Linked DNA regions of Homo sapiens: region 1 is linked to region 2. A link is a loop called in an ENCODE intact Hi-C map of the cell type or tissue named here. Cell type or tissue: endothelial cell of umbilical vein. All regions are shown on one strand.

Region 1 (8,000 bases), 740 kb after region 2:
GTGTCTCCATCAGAATTGCTTCTGGCAGAAGGATGAAGGCACCTGCTAGGCATTGGGCACTGCGTTGAATTTTAAGGTTGTGATTGGAATGTTGTATCGCCTTAATTAGTCATTTACTTGATTGGCTTCAGGAGAAACAATCCCACCTGCTCCCTGTTCCCTAAGGAGCAGACACTGCATTTGGAAGTACAGTTGGCATCCTTCCTGCCCTCACCCACGCTTGGTGGGAGCAACTCTTCCATGAGGCCTCCGGCCTGATGCTTTGGTTCTGTCAATGTACCTGCAGCCCTCTTAGGGGTGGGATCCAGTTTCTGCAGTTCCTCCACCTGGCCACATCGTGCCTGGAATGAGTGGAAGGCCCGCGAGGGCGGTGAAGGGGCTGCTGCACTGAGCCAGTACACGTGCAGCCTCGACCCTCACAGTCACCAGGTGCCGGCTTACCTGCATCTTCCACTTTGGCTGCCTTTGGCAGAATTATTGGAGTTACAGGCATTGTGCAAGCTTTAAGACACATGCATTTGAAGGGCTGATATTGTAGGTCCCTATGTCTTAAGTCAATCTATGAGATGCCCGGCCTGGAAGTAATGAGGGAGGGCAGGAAGCAGGAAGGCTGGCCACCCTGAAAGCAGGCAGTGAGCCGGTCCTCGTGGTATGCGGCTCCCCCGGCTGCCTTCTGCCCCCTAGGGCTTCTCTGTTCTCCCCAGGAAGGCCACTTCATGTGCCCCGGGTGGTCTCCAGCATCCCCCTTCTCTCCTGGTCCACGTGCTGCTGCTCAATCCCCTCCCCGAGCCCCGCATCCAAAACCCTGCTTGTCTGATAGGTTCTGCGGGGGAGTCAGAGTGCTGAATAGCCCACGGGGCAGGGACGAGCGGAGGGCCCCAGCCTCATGCCATGCTGTCCCTGGCAGTGCTGGCATGGTGTCCTGGAGCCTCCTGGTCAGCTGCAGCCACCCTGCAGGCAGAGTCGACCAGGGACGTGCAGTCGGCTAGAATCAGGGAGCCCAGGCAGGTGTGCAGGCTGGGAGGCAGGGGGTAAACAGGTGAGGGGACAGAAGAATTCCAGATGGTGAGAAGGCTGCTGTGAGGAAGACAGGGCAGTGGGGCTGTGATGGGGGCAGTGGGGCTGTGGGGGGTCAGGGCAGCCTTGGGAGGGGCGTGGAGCAGAGGCCTGTGGAAGGGGAGAGGAGGGAAGGGGAGGGGAGTGGAGGGAAGGGGTGGGGTGAAGCAGCCACCATGGGACTCTCCTCAAGAGTCTCTTGCACAAAGAGTCTGGAGTGCCCGGCAGGGCTGTGGAGGATCTGCCGCCTGACTGATGACCTGGTGGCAGCGTGATGACCCCCACAGGGCCTGGGGGAGGCGGTGCACTGGGCTGCAGTACCACAGCCAGTCCATGGTAGCCTGGAGTGACCATGTCATGCCCGCCTCCCGATGCCACGTGTCCCACTCTATGTGGCAGGGCAGCCACTGAGGAAGACCTTTCACACAGGGCCAGGGACCCTGTGCTCTTCTGTGGGCACACACAGCCCCTGCCTCTCAGAAGTGGCTCCTGTCCCAGGCCCGGGGAATCCCTGCAGAGCCCATGTGGGTTTCAGTGGAGATCTGGTGGTGAGAGAAGAGGTACTGTTTTCTTGCCTAGTCATCAGTTGGGTTTTTTGGCTTGTTTTTTTTGGTTTTGTTTTGTCTTTTGAATAATGGCAAGAAACCCAGCGTGGAAATAGAAGTGGAGCTTGTGAATCTACGCTTGCCTCGGTCGGTTGTGTTAGGCACAGAAGTGTGCCCTCGTCAGTAGCCCGTGGAGAGGCCGGCTTGTGGCTGAATCCGTCATCTGTCGTCATCCAGGTCCCCCGTGCCACAGCACAGAGGCCTCGCTCCCTGCAGAGGCTTAGAGTCTGGTACCTTCTCACAGCGCCTCTCTGGTTTCTCTGGGAAGGCTGTTTTAGGGAGCTTGCTTCTCCCACATCCTTCCAAGACCTGCAGAAAAACTGTCCCTGACTCGAAGCCTTTTCCAAAGTGGAGAAGGTCCTGGGCTGTCTGCACGTCCCAAAGAGTGAAGTCATGTTGGTCCCCATCGCCCAGCCACATCAGTCCTGCTTCCAGGAGAAACTCCGTCTCATTCCTTGTTGCTCTGGAGGCGGTGCACTGCCTGTTCCAGAAAGATTAAGAACAGCAGGAGTGCTGATTCTTTAAGAAGAGGTAAAATCTCCCTAATGTGCAAATCTCCAAGTGGTAGAATCTTGAAAGTAGCCAAGTAAAACCTCAGAACTCAAAGGCTTGTGTGACACACGTCTCCGTGGCGGTATTCTTGGCTCTGTTCTGGACTCTGAAAGCCGATAACCTCTCCCGGGTGGGTTTGGGGATTTCTTTGACTCCGGTCGCTGCCTTTAGATCCCTAGTGCTTCCCAAGGCGGGCCTCGCGCCGGAGGTTTGGGTTCCAGATGCAGATGAGTTGGGGACCACGGTGGGCTGAAAGGTGTAGATTCGCAAATGGCTCTGTCCACACAGGCAGAGCTGTTCACAGAAACCGACCCACGCCCAGTACCTTCACCCTGTGGTCAGATGAAAGGTGAAGCCGGCGCAGATGTTGGGATGGGCTCTGCTGAGCCTCCCCAGGTCGGGGTGGGGATAGCAGCCTCACGCTCTGGAGGCCTCACTGACTGACACAGCTGGGGCGATGCATGGGCGAGCAAGAAAGTGTGCAACGTGGACACCATCCTCACATCCCTGGGCCCAGCCTCACATCCCTGTCAGTCTTTCTCTGATTTTAGAGCAACACAGCTATGAAGATAGGGGTGTATTATCTAGAAGAGCATTAGTTACGAGACATCGCCATTAAGTGACTTCACACCTCAGCAGCCTCCTGCCACGCCCAGTAAATCAGCTTGTCAGTCCTGTTTCCATCTCCTGGTAAACAGTGGTGGCCTGATTCTGTGAAGACAGTGCCAGCGCTTGCATAATGCTGTGGCCACAGAAATTTATCCAAAGCACCAGATTCGTTTTATTCATTATTTGGGACTGATGAATGGGATTTAGAATCCCCTGCTTCGTGAGCTCCCTGCGCTCTCCCCTGCAGCAACACAGCAGTGTTGAGCAAATATTTACTCACCAGAGTGCGTATTTTTAAAAAACCACCAACAGGATAACCTTGAGCCAGTGGTGTCTGCCTGGCTGTAATGACATCTCCTTTTTGTGCAGCTTCTGAACCGAATCTGAAATTACGGTCCAGGCTAAAGCAGAAAGTGGCCGAAAGACGGAGCAGCCCCCTGTTACGCAGGAAAGACGGGCCAGTGGTCACTGCTCTAAAAAAGCGTCCGTTGGATGTCACAGGTATGTCGGCTGAGCAGGTACACCCGCCCCGCTGCCCTCTCTGCCAGGCCTTCCTGCCATAGGCGATTTCTCTCAGGAGCTTCTGAAAACCCACGTGTCTGCCTCACGCTGTCAACCCCCAGTGTGGTCCTGTTCCCATGGCGCTGGAAGTGCCAGGCCCAGGGGACCAGGTTTGATGACTCCGGCATGTCTAAGCCGGGCCCTGCTCCTGGCATTAGTGACTCAGAGCTGGTTCTAGGTGGGCTGAGGTGCACAAGGGTGCCCCAGCTTGGCACTGCGGGAGATGCAGTCAGGAGCTTGAGTTGAGGCTCCTCTGAAGGTGGGTCTTAACCAGTCCCACCCTAGTAGTGGTGAATCGCATGCTCTGCCCTGTTCCGCTGCCCCTGAGCAGTGTCTGAACCACCGGGGCATTTTAACGTCTTCCCACGCCAGAGCACCCATCAACTGAGCAGGGAGGGAAGCAAGGAGTGAAGTTGCTTCAGCTTGGCCCTAGTGACGTGTCACGGTTGGCCCCATCTAGTGGTGGACACGCAGAAGGACAAGACCGAGCAGACCCCCATCCTGAAGGCTCACCCGCCCCTCTTGAGGGTACATCCCCATCCAGAGGACCACCCATTCCCAACCACCACCAGGGTACACCCCTCACCCCACCACTCCTGAAATCACAGCACCAGGATAAAGGAGCTGCTTGGGCATGGCCTGGATAGAGGGGAGGCAGCGGACATGTTTGCACAACAGAAAGTGTTCAACTTGAAGGCCAAGGCTCATGGTAGGTGGTCTGTGAAAGGCACAGTTCCACTGAGCAGGCTGTTGACCTAGGGAAGCCGGGGAGGGGCTCCTGGTGCCATGCCCCGTGTGTGCGAGCATTGGCATCACACAGGGACTCTGCTTCAGCAGTGAGGTGAGAGCCAGACCTACCCGCTAAATACAGGGCCCTGCCTGTTTCTCGTGCCCTGTCCCCTCTCTACTTGAGGAGTTCCTAACCACGGTGTAAGGGTCTGGGTCTGAATATTTGTGGATTTCTATTAAAAAGTATCTGACATCTTCATGCCCAGGGGAACTCCATATGTGTCATTTCTGATGTAGGTTTCTTTCCTCTGGCCATTATAGTACACACAGACCTTTTCTACAGCCATCAAGAAATGTTATGATCTAAAGTTTCACTAAGTCTAGCTGACTGGGGAAGATTCAGTTGAAACGAGGAATCATGTGAGTTAAAAGCTTTCAAACTCCAATGCAGCCTTTTTTCCTATGAGCAGTGCCTTGCTTGGCCAGCTCTAATGGACACGTGAACCTTTGCGTTTTTTTGTTGTTTTTTTTTTAAAGTGTGCAGTGGGTGAGACGGAGTCTTCAGCAAGCTTCTTCTGAGTGTTAAAGCTGGTGTTCCTGTTGTCACCCAGTGACTACTGAGTGCTGTTTTTGAGTCAGCACTGGGCTGGGCGCAAAAATAGTGAGACAGAGTCCTTCCCTGGAAGGAGCTTGTGATGTAATTTGAGCAAGCAGCACATCACACGTGAGACCATCCAGGAGCCATGCGTGACAGGGCGTGATCAGTGCTGAGCTCACCCAGGAGTCATGTGTGACAGGGCCTGATCAGTGCTGAGCTCACCCAGGAGCCATGCGTCACAGGGCGTGATCAGTGCTGAGCTCACCCAGGAGTCATGTGTGACAGGGCACGATCATTGCTGAGCTCACCCAGGAGCCATGCGGCAGGGCGTGATCAGTGCTGAGCTCACCCAGGAGTCATGTGTGACAGGGCATGATCAGTGCTGAGCTCACCCAGGAGTCATGTGTGACAGGGCGTGATCAATGCTGAGCTCACCCAGGAGCCATGTGTGACAGGGCTTGATCAGTGCTAAGCTCACCCAGGAGTCATGTGTGACAGGGCATGATCAGTGCCGAGCTCACCCAGGAGCCATGCGTGGCAGGGCGTGATCAGTGCTGAGCTCACCCAGGAGCCATGCGTGGCAGGGCGTGATCAGTGCTGAGCTGTGGCATAAAGGGAGCCCGTGCCGAGGCACCTAGGAGTTGGGAGATCAGCACAAGCCACTCTAAGCCAGCAGAGCTCTGCAGAAGGTGGCATTTGCACTGGGACTTGGCGGGTGAGTGGGGCTGGGGCAGAGAGGCAGAGGGTTGTGCATCTCCTGGCCGGCACTGGTACCAGGGAGCTGCCACGATGGGGAGGCTGCTCTGAGTGGAGCTGATTTTCAGAAGACAGGTATTAGGAGTTCTAGGCGGGGTGGTCCCACACGGAGGAGTGGAGCCGATTTCCAGAAGACAGGTATTAGGCAGGGTGGTCCCATATGGAGCGGTGGAGGCAGTCGCGGTTCTTGGCAGAAAGAGAGCCAGGTGGATACTCTGCTTTTTCTCAGTCACTAATTAATTGGGTGTCTACTGTAGAGCACAAAGAAGAAAATGCATTCCCATACGCACTCTGTCCAGAGTGAATCCTGCTCACTCTGCACATTCCCGCAGCCCGTGTTCTGTGCCTTCCTCACACCTGAGTTCTCTCACTCTGCACGCCTTCCCGCAGCCCATGTTCTGCGCCTTCCTCACAGCTGAGTTCTCACCATCTTCCTGCGCCATCCTGCATCCCTCTCCACTCAATTTCAGCCACACGCCTTTTGAGCACCTCCAATGGTGTTCCCGTTTTGCTGATCTAAGTAATACTATGAAGATTATGCATTTATATGAATTTTCTTAGACCTATTCCTGGAAGTAGAATGCAAAAAAATAAAATTAACCTCGTTGAGTTAAAAGTGGGTGGAAAGTTACACATATAATTTTTACCGCCCCAAAAAGTTGTCCGGACTCCCCAGGCACATGCGTGAGGGTATTTATCTGACGACACAGCTGGGAGGCACCCATTACAGGGAAGATCTGCTGGATCTTGGTGTGTAGCTGGAGACAGCTTGACATCAGAGAGCAGGGGTCTAGGGTGGGCTACGGTGGGCTGCAGGTGGGGCAGAGATGGGAGAGTTGGAGGGGCCTGGAGAAGGCGGGTCCTGCTTTCTTGAGTGAAATGCAAACACTGGCTCAGCCCAGGTGGCATTCTCAGAATGCCCACTCACAGTGCAAATAACATGGCCTCGGCAGCGGGAGAAGCCTACCTCTGGAGTTAGTGTCTGGTGGAAGTGAGAGGGTGAGAGGGCCAGGGAAAGAAAGAGGATGGGGTAGGGTCGGGACCCAGTCCTGTATTCATGCTCAATGCCCAGGACAGTGAGCTGACCCCACACTCTTTTGAGCTCCAAGAGCCATGGGGAGCGGCTGGTGTAGGGCTTCTGGGTGGACACCCTGGTTTGCCCTTGGGAGGTTTAGACTGCCCTGCTGTTGAGGGCAAGATGTTCCCAGGGTGTTCCTGGTGGGCAGCGTGGTCAACAGAGGAGGTGCGCCTTCACCACCCAGCTGGGTTAACTCTGGTATGCAGACGCCCATGACAGTTCCCTCAAGCCACGTGGCCTGGGACGAGTGATGTTGCTGCTCCATGCCTCCATCTCCTCTTCTGGGAAACGGGGTCATAATGGCACCTTCCTCAAACAGTGACTGAGAGATGGATGAGCTAATAAAGGCAAAGTTTGGAATCAGGTCTGCCAGGTTGGGGGAGCTGTGGGTGGCTTTACCTGTTCCCCCACCCTCCTCATCCTCCTCACTGTGGCTCGGGGCTATATTTGCAGAGTCACCACCTCCAGCAGGCGTGGATACCACGTGAGTCAGCATGAGTGGGCACCTGCGTCCTCGTGGGCTCCAGGAGGACGCGGGCAGCAAGCAGACCGTGGAGGAGGCTTTGCTGGGGATGGCTCCGTTGAGGGGCTGCTTGGGGAAAACATCCCTTAACCTCCCCTCCAGGGCCCCCACCATGTCCCTTCCTTCTGACCTGTATGCGCTGCGCATATAGGTTGGGGCGAGGTTCTGAGCACCCAGAGTCGTTGCTGAACAGCAGACGCCTAGAGTTCTCGAGGCAAATGGGTCACATTGTGTTTTCTTTGGAAAGCTTTAACCAGATGATGCCATTGTTAAAATGCCGTTAAACTAAACATATGACAAGCCAAACAAATCCTTGTGTGAATATCGAGAGCCTCAGCGGCCTCCCACGGTGGATGTGTGTGCCCAAAATAGCAGCAGACCCCTTCAGAGGTGAAGGGATCTTTGGATTGGACGTGGCCCCTTTTGGAAGTCACATTCAGTCAGAGCGGAACCTGGTCTCATTAACCAGGGTCAAGCCGCACCGATGGTTAAAGATCCTCTAAGACTGTCCGAGCGTGTGTTTTCCAGTAGCACGGATAGATCTCAGGAGACACTGGCTATATTTTCCCCTGGATGCTTGCTGCTATGTAGGGAAAATGAGAGGATTCAGCTCAGAGTGAACACTAATAGTAGGTTGCTTTATTTTGAACTAAGCTTTTTATAGTGAGCACAGGAAAGCTGACCTTTTGCTTTTCAAAGTCACTTAGCTTCTGCATTTTCTGGTCTTCTGTTGTTAGGTCACTAATAAGTGTTTAAGGATTTATCTTTTTGGTGTTTAAAATTGTCTTGAAAATCAAACGAGGTATAAAATTGGTAACGTACATGTCCTAGAAAAAGTGAAGTCAGTGGCAAAACTGGAAAATCAGAAATCAGCATCATACTTTCTTTTTTGAAACCATGGCCATGTTCTTTTTGTTGGGACTTCTGCCTGTC
Region 2 (8,000 bases):
CTCTCTCTCTCTCTCTTTTTCTTTTTAAGACAGGATCTCACTCTTTCACGCAGGCTGGAGTGCAGTGGGTTAATTATGGCTCACTGCAGCCTTGACCTTCTGAGCTCAAGCAATCCTCCCACATCAGCCTTCCAAGTAGCTGGGACTACAGGTGTGTGCCATCATGCCCAGCTAATTTTTGTATTTTTTGTGGAGATGATTTTTTGCCATGTTGCCCAGGCTGGTCGTGAACTCCTGGGCTCAAGCTATTACCTGCCTCAGCCTCCCAAAGTGCTGGGATTATAGATGAGAGCCACCGTGCTTGGCCAGAACACTACTCATATATATTATATTTTTCCTTTTTTGTGGTATTATTTTCATGCAGATTACATCTATAAATGTTACTAACCCAATGATATGCATTGTTGTTATTATCTTATACAATTTTATGTTTCTTAATAAAACTGAGAGGGAAGGAGAGCAAGTATGTATTTATAGCTTTTGTTATATTAACTTCTATTTACTATTTCTGGTACTCTTCATTTGTTTCTATGGATTCAAGTTACTCTCTGGAGTAATTTCTTTAGCCCCATACAGCTTTGTTCCCACCCACCTCTTTTGTCCTGTTATTGACAAGTATATTACATTTCCATATGTTATGCACCCCAAAATACATTATATGCATACCATTTTGTACAATAGCTCTTTTGTTTTTTAAAGAAAGTTATCAGGAAGAATATACAATTACCTTTTAAATCATTTAAGATAAGAAAGGAGAAGTAGCATGCATTTTACTGTCTTTTATAGTTGCATACTTGTATTTAGTGGTGCTTTTTTTTAAAATGTGAATTTGAATTACCAACTGGGGTCACTTGCTTTTAGCCTGAAGAACTTTCTTTAGTATTTCTTGGGTATGCTACCAATAAATTCCTCCAGTTTTACTCATTTGGGAATGTCCTTATTTCATTTTAATTTTTGGAAGATAGCTTTGCTGCATATATAATTTCTGGGTGACAGTTTATTTCCTTGAGAATTTTAAATATATCATCCCATCACCTTCAGTCCTCCATTGTTTCTGATGAGAAGTCAGCTGTTAGTCTTATTGTGTTTCCTCTGTAAGTGATAAGTGGCTTTTCTCTTGTTGCTTTTTCAAGATTGTCTTATTTTCTTTGACTTTCAGCATTTTTACTATGATGTGTTCATTTGTGGATCTCTTTGTGTTTCTTTTACTTGCAGTTTATTGAGCTTTTGGATGTATAGATTGATGTTTGTCGATATATTTGGGATTTTTTTGTTATTATTTCTTCGAATCTTTTTTCTGTTCCTTTCTTTCTCTGTCTCTCCTTCCCCTATCTCTGCCCTATCCCCAGTTTCTATTACTCTAATTATGCATATGTTGGTGCACCTAATGGTCTTATACATTTCTCTGAGGATCTGTTTTACTTCATTCTTTTTTCCTTTGATCTTCATTTTGCATAATCTCAATAGACCTATCTTCTTCAAATTTGTGATTTTTTTCTTCTCCAAGTTTAAATCTACTGTTGAGGCCCTCTACTGACTTTTTTAATGTCAGTTTTTATACTTTTCAGAATTTCCATTTGGCTCTTTTATTAAAAAAATTTTCTATCTATTGATATTCTCTCTTTAATGCAACATTGTTCTTATACCTTTATTTTCTTTTTGCTCATCACCAACCTGGGAGCTAGCCCAGGCTAGGCCAGGTGCATGTGTAATAACCAAGTGGAGTAATGTACACTCCCCAGATCTTGGTAGCTTAGCATGCAGTGTAATATTTGCAGGCACACAGTCTACTGCTGGTCCAGCTGAGGGTCCCAGGCTCTGTCCCCACATGGAAGCTCCTCGTGGTGGGGGCCTGGCCACTGCAGGCTGTGGCTCCTCCGCTCCTGCCTTTGGAGAGCCTCTTCCCATCACTGTGGGAGGAGACAGCTGGAGGGAGAGCTGCAGCTCCTCAGTGCTTTCTCCCAGAAGCCACACGTGCCTCTCCTTTCCATGGCCCCGTGGCCAGGGTTAGCAGCCAGCAGCATAGTCTGCAGAGGCTGGTGCGGAGGGACTCAGTCTCCATGTGCCTGAGGGAAGGAACTGGACACTTGGAACACTGTCTGCATCCACTGCACTGACACTGGGCATCACCGTGGTAGGCCCCCAAGTCTGGACACGGCCTTCCTGAATCCCCTCTTTCTATGTAATGATGAAGCCAGGCTATTCATGCTGAATTCTCCCTGCTCAGGACAGTGCCTCTCTCCTGGTGACTGCCAGCAGGGCAGAGGGTGGTGTCTGTTCTATTGTGGGGAAATACTTTTGCTTAGCATTGCAGTGGGAGTGGGTTTTTACGGCCTGGTGGGGCAGCTGGTGGGCGATCGTCCTAGAGATCTTATTGTAAAATCATCTTCACGCCAGCACGACCTCCCTGCTTAGCTTTGATGACTGCACAAGGGGCTTTCCTCACTTCCAGCATGTGCTGCTGTGAACCTGCCTGGTCCTCTGTGTGGCTGCCACCCTCAGTGGGGTTGGGGTCCTGGGTTGGGGCTGTGTGTCCAGCTCTGGGGAGGCTCCCAAAGCAGGGATGGACTCCCAGGCAAACAGCTTGCCCTGGCAAATTGGACAGTAAATGTGACCGGGTACTGGGTGTCCATCCTACTTCAGATGCCCCCGATCCAGGGCTGCTGACCAGGGAGGAACTGGACTATCAGGGAACAGACACAGTGGCAGGAGCCCCTCTGTCGGTTGCCACACCTTGCTGGCCCCACAATCCATGGAGCACCGAGCATCTGCTTGTCCCCTGGGCTCTGTCCCACCCAGGTCCTGAGCCTCTTTGTTCCTGGCTGCACACGGAAGGGCATTGCCAGGAAGCCCTGGGATGCCCGAGAGGTAGGTTTGTGTGCCATATGGAGGGGGCAGCAGTGTCAGGCCTGTCATGCGTCTGTCATACATGTGTGTTACTCATGGAGTCACAGAGCTGGGGAGGAGGGCCCTAGAGTTCTTCTTGTCTATCTGCCCCTTCTGCAGCTGAGGATACTGAGGCTCAGCACAGGGACGTGCACCTCAGAGTGACTCAGGTGAGAGGACGTTGATCCCGGGTACCAGGTATGTTGGTGGGCTCCAGGCATCACCAGCAGCACCTGCTCCTCAGATAAGGCCCCAGCCTGAGGGCAGAGTTGACCTCCCCCAGTCCCACCAGCACTTAGTGGGCCTCCTGCCAGCCCTTGTCACAATCTGCTCATCCAGTGGTCCTCCATAGAGTATGAGAAACAGAGCTTGGCTCGATGCCATCTTTCCTGGACCTCAGAGGACCCAGTGGTCCAGACTGGATATTGTGGGCTCCCAGGATAGCAGAGCCACCTCCCACCCTCTTCCAATTGACCCCAAGCTCTTGTTTCAATCCTTCAGGAGACAGGAAGCTCTCTGCCTGCAAGTCTTACAGTTCACGTGCTGGAAAACGCTGATTAAAACCTTCTACTCAGCTGCTGTCTGACACTCAGACCCCAGCCCACAGCCCCTCTTTGGATTGCCAGCACATAGTGCCTGGACCAGGGCAGGCTCTCGGAAATAGTGGTTGAATGATGCACCCAGAAAAACCATCATGGTCTGTGGTCATGCCCAGCCCTCAGCTCCCTGCAGTTCCTCAGCCTTCCTTCCTGGATGGGTGCCTGCAGGACGGGCCTTCAAGAAGGAGCCCACAGGTGCACACCTGCCACCTTGACTTGGAAGATGTTCCTGAAGTCGCCACCAGATGGAGCACCTGTTGGAGTCTGAAACGTCTCCCGCTCATCCCTATGCTTTGGGTCAACAGTGACTTTAGCATTGACTCAGTAAAGAAGAGGGTGGCCTGTTCCTGGGCCAAACAGGGATCCAAAGACTCACAGATTTCATTTTTTTCCAATAACCAAGTATCTCACACACAGAGACAAGTGCGGAAGGTAGATGTCACTCACCTGTGCCCACCACCAAGAACTAACCAGACTCGCAGTTCAGGGAGTACTCTGGCCACCCCTGTGCTATGAGGCTTCGAGGCTTTCCCAGGCGGTGGTGGGGTGACCTCCAAGTGCAGGTGCCCACAGCTGGGCAGTGTCCCCGTCCCCTTCTCTGGCTGTCTTGGGACACAGGGATCCAGCCTGAGGGAGCCTCGTGTGTTTCTCCACTTGCTTGGTGCGGGACCTGCGGATAAAACAAGGCTGAGCACCCGCCTCTGTGCCAGCTGCTGCTGCTCCTTTTGTTTTTGGTTGTTTTTGTTTGTTTGCTGTGGCTTGCCTGGCTGTTTAGGGAGACTATTGGCATTCGCTCCAGGAAATCCTCTCTGGGATGGAAGTACTTATTCACGCAGGCGGCTGGATCGAGGGAAGCACAGTTTCCAGCAACTCCGCTTGGTTATGATTAATGGAGATAAATCTGCCCAAGAGAAGCTAAATTTAGCCAAAAGTTGAGCCCCCTGCTTCCGCACTCCGCCCTCAGGCACCGGCAGAGTGTGTGTTGCTGTTGGCCAGAGCCCAGATAACATCAAGAGGTGGAAAACAATCCCCAGAAATCTGAAAAATGTAGAACAAGGAAAGAAAATGTTCAATCCATCAAAACAAACAGAGATACAATCTCACCCCCCTTGGTTTTTGTACCACTGGGTTTAGGGGAAAAGAAAACAAGAGACTGAATGAGAGAGATATGCATTAAAAACACAAAAAGATTGAAGACAGGAACAGAGTGCTCCCGCACAGGGTCACAGGGCTTGAGAGACCCCGGACCCTCAAGTGCAAGGCCCTGGTGGGGCAGGGCAGTGGGCAGGAGGGAGGCCGGGTTCCCCAGGGTCCACGCCAGGTGTCCCTCAGCCCTGGCTTCCCTCCCTCCATGCGTTGCGTGCTCACCTTTTTCTCTTCCCGACCCTGGCTGTTTCGATAATCTTCAGGCTTTGAGAGTGAATGCATTACTCCTGTCATTTATCCCACAAAGATGTACTGTGCTGGGCACAGGCAGGTCCTGGGCCTGCAAAGAGGAATAAGATGGTCCCTGATCCCCAGGACTCGAGATTGCTGGGAGGGCGGCCCAGATGGAGGTGGGAAAGCTGGAGGTGGCGTCTGGGCTGCCCTCTGGGTCTCCAAGCAGGTTCTGGGGTTGCAGGGCTCTGTGAGCTAGGGGAACCCTGCTGGCATGCTGCTTGTTAAGATCATGCTTCTGGTGGCTTCTGTGTCTGGTTGGAATGCTGGGGGGTGGGCACTGGGGAAGCATTAGAGCCCACGATTTGGGCCCTTCTTGTTTTGATTTCGGGTAGTACACCCTTAGGAAACACTTTGGGAGCCACAAGCACCCTACAGATGAAGTATTTTATTATTTTTAATAACTGATCATGAATTCAGGGACCATGAACCATCCGCCTGAAGAGTCAGTATTGCAGAAAGTTTGAAGCATTGAACTCACATTTCAGGAGTGCTGGGTCACTGTGATGGGCTCTGGGGAGTGACCGGTGAGTAGCAGAGGGGCACAGTGAGAGGTGACGAGTTCCTGAAGGTCCCTCTCCCCAGGGGCACTTGGGGCCTCTTGGTGGGTGCTCCAGTAGGGCCCTGGGGGGACACACTGATGTCCCCTTGCTGGTGGGGTGGAAATTGTCCCATCAGGGTGTGCAGGGCAGATGCATCCCTCTCTTAATAAATGGTGATGTGGCAAAGCTCCAGGGTGAGGCACTGAGGGGTGCTGACTTCTAGGAGGATTTGTGTTTGGAGAGTTCAGAGCTAGGCCTGAAAAAATCTGCTGTCACTCCAAGACATTGCACCTATGCCAGGAGTTGCGGCTCCCTGAGAGCTGGTGTCTGACCCAGCAGGTCACCTAACCCCCAGGGGACCACAGGTGAGGGGTGCAGGAGCAGCAGGGGCCCCCAGCTCATGGCCCCACTCCTGGAAATCAGTGCATGGGGTGGGGGGGTGGGGCTGCTCTTCTCTTGTGTTTATCACATCACAGCTGCCTTTAAAATAGAGGAAAATATCTCCTCCAAGCAGGAAGAGTAACTTTCCACTGATTGGCCGTTCTCTCTGCTCTCTCCCTTTGCACAAGCTCTGCCTGTGGGTTTCAATGAGTTCTCTGTTCCTGAACAAAAATGCAGCTCAGAGTGACCTTCCTTTCTCTTGTAGAAAGTTTCATCTTTTTACACATTTATGGTACGCAGAATTCTAAAGTGGCCCAAGGATTTCCACCCCCTGTTGTACCTGCCTTGGATTATTTCCTCCCCTGGGATGTGGCAGACCCTGTGTGATACATGACATGGCAGTGAAGATTTTTCACAAATGTAATTAAAGTCACTAATCAGCTGGCTTCGAGTTCACCAAGAGGGCAACTATTTGGGTGCTGATTGAAATCGCCTGAGCCCTTCACATCTGATTTGAGGGGTGAGAGACAGGGGAAAGGAGGGACTCAGGGTCAGAGACCTGTGCTCCTGCAGCCTGGAGGAAGCTGCGCTGTGGCCTGTAATAAAAGAAAAACTTCAGCCAAATTAAATTTAAAAGAGTTTAATTGAGCAATGAACAATTTGCGGATCGGGCAGCCCCCAGAATCACAGCAGATTCACAGACTCCCGCGCAGCCACATGGTGGAAGATTTATAGATAAAAAAAGGGAAATGACGTACAGAAATTTGTAGTGAGGTGCAGAACGGCTGGACTGGTTGTAGCTCGTTGTTTGCATTATTTGAACACAGTTTGAACACTCAGCAGTCTATGAAGTGTGGCCACTGGGATTGGCCAAGACTCAGCTATTGTTTCAGGCAGGCACATACTCCTAAATTAAGTTTTCAATCTTGTCTGACTTTTTTTTTTTTTTTTTTTTTTTTTTTGAGACGGAGTCTTGCTCTGTCGCCCAGGCTGGAGTGCAGTGCAGTGGCACGATCTTGGCTCACGGCAACCTTTGCCTCCCAGGTTCACGCCATTCTCCTGCCTCAGCCTCCCGAGTAGCTGGGACTACAGGCACCTGCCACCACGCCCGGCTAATTTTTGTATTTTTTAGTAGAGATGGGGTTTCACCATGTTAGGCAGGATGCTCTCCATCTTTTGACCTCGTGATCTGCCCATCTCGGCCTCCCAAAGTGCTGGGATTACAGGCCTGAGCCACTGCATCCAGCCTTTTGTCTGACTTTTAAGCCAGGTTACAGTTCATTCACAAGGACTCAAATATAGAAGTACGGAGTCCATCACAGGCCATATTTAGTTTGCTTTAACACCTGGCTAAGGAGACAATGAGCCGAGAAGCTGCAGGCAGCCTCCACAGATCAGAAGCAGCCCCAGCTGACAGCAAGCAAGAAACGGGACCTCAGTCAAACAGACGCAAGGCAACAAATGACCAACATCCCTAATGAGACGGACAGGGATTCTGCCCCAAACCTCCTCACAGAAGGCAGCCCTGCCACATCTTGATTTTGGCCTTGTGAGACCCTAAGCAGAGAGCCCAGCCATGTGGTGCAGAATTTCTGACCCATAACACTGTGAGCTAATGAGTGTTGATTAAGATGCTAAGCATGTGACCATTTATCACTCGGTAATGGGTAACTGTTACAAAAAGCAATGCAAATCTATGGCACCCAAATTAGAAAAATCAGACAGGAAAAAAAAAGAAAGAAAGTGAAAACCACTAGTAATGAACCATCTAGACATGACTATTGTTAATATTTTGCTGAATAGTCCTCCAAATATGTCGTATGTTTAATTTTCTCTCCCCCACTACGTATCACAGAATTATGGAGCTACAATTGACATGAATAAACTGCATGTTTTAGCATTGTACAGTTTGGTAAATGTGCTGTGTGTTTACACCCACGCAGCCTTCACTGCACAGGATGACGACCATGTCCACCACCCCAGGAAGTCTCCTCACACTGCTCTGAAGTCTCTTTCTCCCACCCTGTCCATCTTTCTGTCACTATCCATTAGGTCGCACATCCAAGAATTGTGTATCAGTGCAGTCACACAGCATGCACGCCTTTCTTTATTTGTTAGTCTTAAAAATCTTTGTGTTTCATTGTGGATGGTTTCT

Evidence for each region. A loop is a pair of places that touch in the nucleus more often than their neighbours do. Peaks named below come from ENCODE experiments on the same cell type or tissue, not always from the same donor. Only the 100,000 strongest peaks of a DNase experiment are listed, where the experiment ranks them.
Region 1: a loop joins it to region 2, with 23 times the contacts of the local background. A loop is called at or near these places in 3 of 110 quality-filtered maps.

What each region holds. Positions count from the first base shown.
Region 1 is chr2:239,139,906-239,147,905 of GRCh38, reverse strand. It overlaps HDAC4 (histone deacetylase 4), which reads left to right. Exons shown (of 27, transcript NM_001378414.1): 8 at 3,192-3,323. Among named protein-coding and RNA genes, the nearest start is that of HDAC4-AS2, 50 kb to the left of the region's middle. In endothelial cell of umbilical vein, a CTCF peak has its summit at 3,858 (motif pointing left); no DNase peak of the experiment used is centred here.
Region 2 is chr2:239,878,178-239,886,177 of GRCh38, reverse strand. No RefSeq gene overlaps it. Among named protein-coding and RNA genes, the nearest start is that of MIR4786, 61 kb to the left of the region's middle. In endothelial cell of umbilical vein, a CTCF peak has its summit at 3,719 (motif pointing right); a DNase peak (open chromatin) is centred at 4,407; H3K27ac peaks cover 1,131 bases.